Regions from separate parts of the Homo sapiens genome. Here region 2 is linked to region 1. The links are chromatin loops, found by intact Hi-C in ENCODE. Cell type or tissue: lower leg skin. All regions are shown on one strand. Links, peaks and the distances in the headings refer to the core of each region. The heading gives the core; the rest is flanking DNA. Region 1 has its middle 39 kb from the start of CLDN18. Region 2 has its middle 50 kb from the start of IL20RB-AS1.

Region 1 (5,382 bases), core at 300-5,299:
TGGAAATAGAGCTGAGATGTGAAAGATGAGCAGATATTCACTAGGAAAAGAGGGGTAGGTGGCCAGGAGCAAATAGCATTGCCTATAATAAGAATGAACTTTAGATATACCAAAATGTCCAACAACAGGGGATTTTTTTTTTCAATAAATTATGGTGCATCCACATGATGAAATAATGTGCAGCCTGGCCAGGCGCGGTGGCTCACATCTATAATCCCAGCACATTGGGAGGCCAAGATGGGCAGGTCACCTGAGGTCAGGAGTTCGAGACCAGCCTGGCCAACGTGGAGAAACCCCATCTCTACTAAAAATACAAAAATTAGCCGGACATGGTAGCATGTACCTGTAATCCCAGCTACTCGCGAGGGCTGAGGCTGGAGAATCGCTTGAACCTGAGAAGGTGGAGGTTCTAGCCTGGGCAACAGAGTGAGACTCTGTCTCCCCCACCCAAAAAAATAAATTAAAATAAAAAATAAAAAAAAGAAAAATAATGCGCAGCCATTTATAAGAGATAGATGTGTATACTTTGGATGATATGAAAGATGTACTGTTTAGTAAATAAGGAGTTCATAAAATAATGTTTGGTGTGATATCATTTATACAAGAATATTTATGTATAGATAGATAAATGTATAAAATGTCTAGAAGGATAGTAGTGGGGCTTTCTTTCTACAGGAACATGTACTACATTTGTAATGCAAATAACAATCGAGAAAGAAATGATCATTTATTAACTAAAATCTGACCCATTTTATATAATTAAGGATAATCCAAAACATTTCCTGCAACTTCAGATGGTTTGAGAGAGAACAAGTTGGTAGTAGGCCACTCCAGGGGGCAGAGTGGACCAGGGCTGGGTGAGCAAGGGGATATGCATTCAGGTCCCACGAGTTCCAGGTAAGCTGGCATAGGTAGGGAAGGAAAGTCCTTCCTATCTACCTTACCTGGGCTGCAGATGGTGGATCTTGGGCCAGAAGGAGTGCATTTCTTTTCATGGTCTTGTCCTGAGCCAGGGAAGGGACAGCTTTTTGGCTTGCTTTTCCATCTGAGCCATCTGCTTCCTTCTGCTGGCCCTTGAGTAGGCCAGAGTTCCCAGAGTTCACTGGGAATTTCTCCATTCAGGCTATTTGCTCTTGAATTTATTCACCATCTCAAACATTCATCAATTTGGCCACCCACTCATCTATTTATTTATCCATTCATTCACTTACCCATTTACAAATAATTTGTTTACTCAACCAACCTTTTGTGCTGGGCATTGTGGGGATGAGGAGAGAGGCGGTTAGGTTCAGGGTTTGGAGTTCAGGGCTGTCTGCCTTGGCCAAGGGTGCTGGAGACCTCCATATTTCTTCTCCTGTATGCCTCCACTCAGCTAGTGGCTCTCAAGCTCAGGGCTTCTTAAACTTGGTGTCCACATGAATCACCTAAGAATTTTGTTAAACTGCAGGTTCTAGTTTGGTGGCTACAGGTGAGGCCTGTGATTCTGCATTTCTGACAAGCTCCCAGTTAAGACCTATGCTGCTAGTCCTCAGACCACACTCTGAGTATCAAGAGTGTAATTGGTGCTGTCTGGTAGACATATTAGGGTGGCCAGAAAAAACACAGGACACCCAGTTAAATTTGAAATTTAGATAAACCATGAATTTTGCTTTTAGTATAAGCATATCCCAGGTATCGCATGAGACACATTTATACTGAAAATTTACTAAATATACCAAAAAATTACTTGAGTTTATCTGGAATTCAAATATAACTGAACATCCAGTATTTTTATTTGCTACATCTGGCAATCTTACATATGTAATCCCAGTCATAAATGTGAGCCACATGTGTAATTCTGTTTTCTAGTGTCTGTATTTTAAAAAGTAAAAACAGATAAATTAAATAATGTATTTAATCCTATTTATTAAAAATATTATTTCCACATATAATTAATATCAAATTGTTAGTGAGGTATTCTATATTCTTTTCTTATACTAAGTCTTTGAAATTTAGTGTGTATTTTACACTTCCATCATCTCAATTCGAAGTAGCCACAACTCATGTGCTAAAGAGCTGCATGTGGCTAGTGCCTAGTGCATTGAACAGCACAGGTCTAGATCATCCCAGGTATTTGGCTTTCATGGGCCTGGGCAATGCGAACGTTTTAAAAGCTCCTAGGCGATTCCAATGTGCAGCCAGATTGCCACCACCGCTTGGCAGGGCTACCTGGTCACAGCATTTGGTGATGAGCGGCAGCCGCCACAAGAGGGAGCCAGCCCCTTGGAATACAAGCGCCTTCTCGACGTCGCCTAAAGTCTCACTAGACAGGGATCAGGAAATACTAGGCGAGTTTACATGCCCCGCGCCTGGACCCATTCCTCAGCTTCCCTCACACTCGCTTTCCCAGCCAACATTTTCCACAGTCTGGGCCACTCCTGTGGATCTTTCTGTTACACTGTTCCACAATTATCCCTATTACCTGCAGTATCTTGATCCCTTCCTCCTCCTCCCACTATCATAAGGTCTTCCCCCTTTACTAGTGTGGGAAGGTACAAAGACTAGGAACCGGGAGTCCAACAGGTTGAGGCCTGGATTCCAGCTCTGATCCTTACTAGCTAAAGTCTTTCAGGGCGTCACACAACTGTCCTCAGCTTCCTCACTAGCGTGAAGATGATGCCAATCTCACAACCATGTTGAGGAAGTGCAATGTGTGATAATATGCTTAGAACCATGCCCAGGAGGTGTTTGTAATAAAGTAAAGCAAAGTAGGTGCTCGGAAAATAACAGTTCATTTTCCCCCTCTCCTACAAATACGTTGAAGGTGATGTGATACCCCTAAAATATTAGTCCCAAACCTGGCTGCAACACAGGACCCCCTAAGGAGCTTATGAATAAATCCTGTTTCCTGATCCTCTCTCCCACAGATTCTGATCCAGTAGGACTAGGATGAGGCCAGGATTATGAACCATGAATTTTAAAGAAGTTCTCCAGGTGATTCTGAGCAGCCAGCCTGATACTGCTTTTGTAGGGTATTGTTTGGAAACCATTGAAAGTGGAAGGAACAGGGGATTTGGAATTCAGGGTCCTGGGTTTAACTTCTTGTTTTGTTGTTCACTCAGTTTCTCTGAGCCTCAGTTACGATATTTATTAAAGGAGACTAATAAGACCCTCTGCTCAGGAAGTGGTAATATATACAAGGCACCTGGCAGAGGAAGGGCTGGGTAGCCCTGGTCTTCCCTTTCCCTATCTTCTCCCTCTTTCCTAATTCCCTGTGTTGCTGATTGTTTCTTGCACAGGTCATTCTTTCTCACCTACCCACAACTGTTCATCACTGTCCTCCACTTGACGTGTTCTCCCTTCTTCTCTCCCTGATTTATCAGAGCTAGGCTGCTAAACCAACAGCCTCACTGGCTTCCCTCTGACTTCAGGTTAGATTTTGTCTTTGGTGTCCTATTGTTTCACTCCTGGTTTCTGATTTAAGTTCTTTGATCCCCAAGGAGTTTCCCATTGGACCAGTTCATATAATGCCTTTCCTGCCCCCTCACTAGTGAAAGTCCTGCAGGGTTTTGTGGGAAGGGATGGGTTGCTTAGGGAAGGGGATAACTCCAAGTTCTATGTGGAGAAAAATAAAGAAAAAATCTCAGGTTTGTCAAAGATTAGATAGTTGTAGATATGCAGCATTATTTCTGAGGGCTCTGTTCTGTTCCATTGATCTATATCTCTGTTTTGGTGCCAGTACCATGCTGTTTTGGTTACTGTAGCCTTGTAGTATAGTTTGAAGTCAGGTAGCGTTGATGCCTCCAGCTTTGTTCTTTTCGCTTAGGATTGACTTGGCGATGCGGGCTCTTTTTTGGTTCCATATGAACTTTAAGGTAGTTTTTGCCATTTCTGTGAAGAAAGTCATTGGTAGCTTGATGGGGATGGCATTGAATCTATAAATTACCTTGGGCAGTATGGCCATTTTCATGATATTGATTCTTCCTACCCATGAGCATGGAATGTTCTTCCATTTGTTTGTATCCTCTTTTATTTCATTGAGCAGTGGTTTGTAGTTCTCCTTGAAGAGGTCCTTCACGTCCATTGTAAGTTGGATTCCTAGGTATTTTATTCTCTTTGAAGCAATTTTGAATGGGAGTTCACTCATGATCTGGCTCTCTGTTTGTCTGTTATTGGTGTATAAGAATGCTTGTGATTTTTGTACATTGATTTTGTATCCTGAGACTTTACTGAAGTTGCTTATCAGCTTAAGGAGATTTTGGGCTGAGACAATGGGGTTTTCTAGATATACAATCATGTCATCTGCAAACAGGGACAATTTGACTTCCTCTTTTCCTAATTGAATACCCTTTATTTCCTTCTCCTGTCTGATTGCCCTGGCCAGAACTTCCAACACTATGTTGAATAGGAGTGGTGAGAGAGGGCATCCCTGTCTTGTGCCAGTTTTCAAAGGGAATGCTTCCAGTTTTTGCCCGTTCAGTATGATATTGGCTGTGGGTTTGTCATAGATAGCTCTTATTATTTTGAGATAAGTCCCGTGAATACCTAATTTATTGAGAGTTTTTAGCATGAAGGGTTGTTGAATTTTGTCAAAGGCCTTTTCTGCATCTATTGAGATAATCATGTGGTTTTTGTCCTTGGTTCTGTTTATATGCTGGATTACATTTATTGATTTGCATATATTGAACCAGCCTTGTATCCCAGGGATGGAGCCCACTTGATCATGGTAACAAGCAATGGGGAAAGGATTCCCTATTTAATAAGTGGTGCTGGGAAAACTGGCTAGCCATATGCAGAAAGCCGAAACTGGATCCCTTCCTTACACCTTATACAAAAAATAATTCAAGATGGGTTAAAGACTTAAACGTTAGACCTAAAACCATAAAAACCCTAGAAGAAAACCTAGGCATTACCATTCAGGACATAGGCATGGGCAAGGACTTCATGTCTAAAACACCAAAAGCAATGGCAACAAAAGCCAAAATTGACAAATGGGATCTAATTAAACTAAAGAGCTTCTGCACAGCAAAAGAAACTACCATCAGAGTGAACAGGCAACCTACAAAATGGGAGACAATTTTTGCAACCTACTCATCTGACAAAGGGCTAATATCCAGAATCTACAATGAACTCAAACAAATTTACAAGAAAAAAACAAACAACCCCATCAAAAAGTGGGCGAAGGACTTGAACAGACACTTCTCAAAAGAAGACATTTATGCAGTCAAAAAACACATGAAAAAATGCTCAGCATCACTGGACATCAGAGAAATGCAAAACAAAACCACAATGAGATACCATCTCACACCAGTTAGAATGGCAATCATTAAAAAGTCAGGAAACAACAGGTACTGGAGAGGATGTGGAGAAATAGGAACACTTTTACACTGTTGGTGTGGCTGT
Region 2 (5,382 bases), core at 121-5,120, 940 kb after region 1:
CATCTGCAAATACAAAGATAATGAGCTAATTGTCAAAAATCAAAATAACTAGATACAAAAGGAGTCCAAAATCAAATTACACTGGCTGCCTCTTAGTCCATTGGCTAAGGATAGCAAGTCACCTTAGAGTCCTTGGGGAAACCTTATTAGTTATGCAAATTAAGGCTTTTTTTTTTTTTTTTAAGAGATGGAGTCTCGCTATGTCACCCAGGCTGGAGTGCAGTAGCACGATCTGGGCTCACTGCAACCTCCACCTCCCCGGTTCAAGGGATTCTCCCGCCTCAGCCGCTCGAGTAGCTGGGACTACAGGTGTGTGCCATTACGCCCGGCTAATTTCTGTATTTTTAGTAGAGATGGGTTTTCGCCATGTTGGCCAGGCTGGTCTCAAACTCCTGACCTCAGGCAATCCTCCCGCCTTGGCCTCCCAAAGAGCTGGGATTACAGGCATGAGCCACCACACCTGGCCTATATTATTTTTACATATACACATAGTGGCAGAGGATGTTAAGGCCCCCAGGGATATAAGGCGTTTAATACCTTATTGCTGATGCCCTGGAGGAGTGTAACAGGATTTTGTGGTGCTGTGAAGGCATGCTCCTGCCTGAGGCCCCTACATCTGCAGAACCTGGAAAAGGGTTGGACAGTTTGCGGTAGGAGCTGGAGTCTTCTGGGAGCAAAGGGTCTAACATCCAGACTTGGGGCCAAGAAAGTTGTCAGGGCAGACAGGTCTGTGGGCAGGAAAGCCTAATTGAGGGTGTGGACCCAAGCTCTAACCAAATATCTGAGGTCTGGGACCTGAGGGTTTGTGAGGGAAGAACTGGACCTGGCAGGGCCCTTGGCTAGAGCCTGTGCCTGGTTCTGAGGGTAACAGCTGAGCAAGTGAGAATCAACTGAGTCAATAACTTTAATGAGAGCGTGAGAATTCTCACTGCAGAGGGCAAGCATCTATCTGTCCAGGACCAGACTTTGACAGGGATGCGCTGGCAGTGATCACAGCTTGGTGCCCAGAGGTAAATCCTCTGTCATGGCAGAACAGTGCTTTGAGGGGCGATTCTCATGACCCTGGTAGTAGAAGCTCGTCGGGACTCATGCAAGTGAGTAGAAACACTAAACCAAGAGGATAGAATTTTTATTCCAAACTGACGGTGTGTTTCAAAAAAAAAAATCTTAAAACAAAAACAAAACAACGTTCCAGTCTAAACTAGAATGAGCAGTGGGAGAGTTTGGCAGAACCTCTAGGAAGACAGGAAAGGCTATTCTGTTAACAACCCTCTCTAGGGTGTCTACCAGCACCACCCCCAACTGCCAACAGAGGACCCTCCACTGAGATCTCATTCCGGTGCCCGCCCAGTCTTCCTTTCCTCTTTGGTCAACTTTGTAAAGCCCTGGAGTGAAGAGCTCCTCCATATAAGGGGTCCAGAGTAGCAGCCCTATGGCCATCTCACCAAGGGTTGGCTCTGCCTGGGGGAGCACTGCCTTCCACTACAGGACTCGGGACAAATGCTAATCCACCCATCCACTGGCCTCCCTTGTACCTCCGGGAAAAGGACCAATCCATTGTTGCTGAGAACAGACAGAGATGCCTGGCACTCCTATGACAGTCCTTGGTTCCTGGCCGTCTCTCCCCTCACCCCTCTTTGTCCCTAGGAAGCGACATCCCTGTTGCGCCCGGCCTCGCAATCCACATAGGAATCCACATCCACAGCCTGCCGAGCAAGCATCACTCGGCCTGCATTACTCTCCATAATAATCTCATATATCAAAGCTGGGAGAGACTCCGGCTCTGCATATGAGCGACTCTGTTCGACGCTGAATATCATTATCAGAAGCCCCTCGCTCCCTCGGCTTCGTATGCAAACTCCTGAGCTCCCAGGAGTCCTTCCCGAAGAAAGTGCCCTGCACGACGGACATTTGTTATTTTGCCGGAGAGGACGCTAAGGCTCCGCTGGGACCCAACCAAATCAACCGTAGCCTGCAGTTGACCAACCAAGACCTACATTGTCACCTAGTGGCGTCTCCGGGAACTACAGCTGGCTCCGGAGGGCTCTGCCAAAGCCGCGTTCAGAGACGCCAAACAATGCCACTGACGCTGCTGTCTCCAAGTATCCGGGAAGAGGACGGAGTGGGAAACAAATTTTTGTTTTCACCAGCTCTTTGGTGATAGACAAACCAACAATTCGTGTTCAAATATATTAACTTAGCAAAGAGAAGGAGAAATTGAAATCATAGCTCTTTCATCCATCTCAGGATAAAGCCAGGTCATGAAGAAAAGGAAAAGAGGAATAGATAGCATAGATATACAAAATATATAGATGCACAAATTTTTCAAGCAGTGTAGGGTGTACATAATATAACTTTTTTATTGTTCCATTATACAGTTTTACCTTTATTTGGAATCTCCAATCCTCATAATGGCAGAAAATTAGTCATGGTCATTTCCGGGTAAATTCAGGCATTTTATATGTAAGTTTAGTTAATTAACAAGTGTTCTTTTTCTTACCCTGGCTCCTAGGCTTAGAGATCTACCTCATATCTCAGTCTCAGGGAGAGGTGTCTGCTCCCCAGACCTCCAAGTGGAAGTTTGTCGCTGACACTTCTGCACCTGAGTCCCCAAACTCTATCTGGAGAATTCGATAATACCCTCCAATACTTCTTTACATCTAATCGCCAGAGGAGGACACAGGGATATCCCTTCTTGGAGACCATGACTGCTTTTCTCATTACTTCCTCCCCATTTCACCTCTTCCCTCAACTCAGCTTTATCTAATCTGGGGTTGGGAAGAGGGGGAAAAAAACTGATTGAGCCAATATACAGTTTGCTCAGTTTTTTTTCTATCTTATATCTGGGTTGAGAACTTTTATCTTAAAACTCAAGAATTTGGCATATTCTTCACTGATTCCACTGTGACAGCTTCCATAACCAATGGATATCTTGCATCTACTTCCCCAAATGGTGGTTGGAGGAGGAATCCAGAGAAAAGGGAGTGTGGGATGGGAGGACCATAACTGGTGAAACCTCACATATTATCCCAGCTATGAGAGACAGAGGATGTGAAGGACACAAACCAAATATTAACAGAGTTCACACCCAGGGCATAAGACCAAGAGAAAGAAGGGAGAAGCTTTTGGTTTTACATCTTTCCATATTGCTTACATTGTTTTTACAATAAACATGTATTTTTTTGGAAATGGATTTAATTAGTCTAAAGATTAGAGGTTAAGGATGGATGCAATGGCTCACATCTGTAATCCCAGCACTTTGGAAGGCTAAGGTGGAAGGATTGCTTGAGCCCAGGAGTTTGAGACCAGCCTGGGCAATATAGTGAGATCCCACCTCTACAATAAATTTAAAAATTAGACAGGCATGGTGGCGCGCACCTGTAGTCCCAGCTACCTGGAGGCTGAGCTGGGAGGTCAAGGCTGAAGAGGGCCGTGATTGTGCCACTATACTTCAGCCTGCAGCCTGACATATCAAGACCCTGTCTCAAGAAAAAAAAAATATTAGAGGTTGGGAGATTAACAACACCTTATTTCCCCTCCTCTTCTTGCAATCATAGCCTGTGAAAGCTGTGCCACAGAACAGCAAGTAGAGTATGTCCCAGGAGATGAGGCACTGCTGTCTCCACACTCGTCACCCTGTCCCCATCATTGCCTCTTCTAGAAGACTGGAGTCAGCAGGGCCCCAGTCATGGAGCCAGGTTCCAGTGCTTGGGAAATCCTGAAATAAGTGCCTGCCGTGTGCTGTGCCATGTGTCTGAGCCCTAAATAACAAGTGTCTTGTGATCATCTGAAGCTGCCTGAGGACCAGAAGCAGCAGAAAGTCTTTTCTTTCTTTCTTTCTTTCTTTCTTTCTTTTTTTTTAATTTAATGGAAGAAAAGTCCAGCTTAATAACTTTAATGGAGAAAGAAGGAAGCAGTAGAAATTTGTGGAGACTCCAATCACATGTCCTCCACTCTGCTACCCTGGGCCCAAAATAAGGGAGGAGACACTCAGAGCCAGGTGTTTCCCTTGATGGGAATGTGATCAGGTGTGACATGGGCTCACAGCCTCACTGAGGCTGGATCTTTTTTTTCTGTTCCCTCTGAGTCATGGTAGTGTTCAGAAGGAATTATTTGGGTATTTTGTTACTTTACTTACTTTACCCCATCACAATCAGTGCACTTTCCTGAAATGGAATTTTATTTTGATTATGGAAATTTTCAACCATTACCTCTGCAAACATTTCATTTTCATTCCCCTGTTCTCACTATTTTTCTTATTCAGAAACTCTTCTTGGATGTGTGTTGGAATTCCTCAATCTATCTCCCATGGCTCTCAACTTCTTATTCATATTTTCCATTTCTTCATCTTTTGGTGCTATGTTTTATGTACATTTTCTCTCTCTCTCTCTCTCTTTGAAACAGGGCTGGGTGCGATGGCTCATGCCTGTGGTCCCAGCACTTTGGGAGGCTGAGGCAGGCAGATCACCTGAGGTCAGGAGTTCGAGACCAGCCTGATCAACATGGAGAAACCCCGTCCCTACTAAAAATACAAAATTAGCCATGAATGGTGGCAGGTGCCTGTAATCCCAGCTACTCAGGAGGCTGAGGCAGGAGAATCACTTGAACCCGGGAGGCAGAGGTTGCGGTGAGCTGAGATTGCACCACTGCACTACAGCCTGGGCGACAAGAGTGAAACTCCATCTCAAAAAAAAAAAAGAAGAAAGAAAGAAAGAAACAGTCTTACTCTGTCACCCAGGCTGGAGTGCTGTGGTACGATCATAGCTTATTGCAACTTCAAACTCCTGGGCCCAAGCAAATCCTCTCACTTCAGCCTCCCAAGTAGCTGGGACTACAGGTACATGTCATCATTCAGCTAATTTTTTTTTTATTTTTAAGAGATGGGGTGTCACTATGTTGCTCAGGCTGGTCTCAAACTTCTGGCCTTTCAATGCACTGTGAGCCCATTACAGACAGGCGCCAATGCGCCCAGCATTTCTATCTTTTAATTCACTTATCTTTCACCAGCTATTTTCACCGGTTGTCTATCCTGCCTGTTGCAGTCTTTTTTTTATTTCCAATAGCAATATATTTCATGACTGCCTATTTTTGTTTAATAATATCCTGCTCTCATTGCAAGGACACCGTTCCCTCCTTACCATTTCAGTATGTAACATAATGTTAACCTTAAAACTAATTTTTTTAAGACAGGGTCTCACTCTGTCTCCCAGGATGGAGTGCAGTGGTGTGATTACAGCTTATTGTAGCCTCGACCTCCCAGGCTTGGGTGATCCTCCCCACTCAGCCACCTGAGTAGCTAGGACTATAGGTGAATGTCACCACACCTGGCTAATTTTTTAATTTTTTGTAGAGATGAGGTTCTGCCATGTCGTCCAGGCTGGT

The links. Hi-C counts contacts between places; a loop is a spot of excess contacts. Peaks named below come from ENCODE experiments on the same cell type or tissue, not always from the same donor. Only the 100,000 strongest peaks of a DNase experiment are listed, where the experiment ranks them.
Region 2: a loop joins it to region 1, with 9 times the contacts of the local background. A loop is called at or near these places in 14 of 110 quality-filtered maps.

What each region holds. Positions count from the first base shown.
Region 1 is chr3:137,968,247-137,973,628 of GRCh38, reverse strand. No RefSeq gene overlaps it. Among named protein-coding and RNA genes, the nearest start is that of CLDN18, 39 kb to the left of the region's middle. In lower leg skin, for the core only: no CTCF peak of the experiment used is centred there; a DNase peak (open chromatin) is centred at 2,248.
Region 2 is chr3:137,029,238-137,034,619 of GRCh38, reverse strand. No RefSeq gene overlaps it. Among named protein-coding and RNA genes, the nearest start is that of IL20RB-AS1, 50 kb to the right of the region's middle. RefSeq lists enhancers at 1,822-1,891, 1,374-2,240. In lower leg skin, for the core only: a CTCF peak has its summit at 2,074; a DNase peak (open chromatin) is centred at 2,019.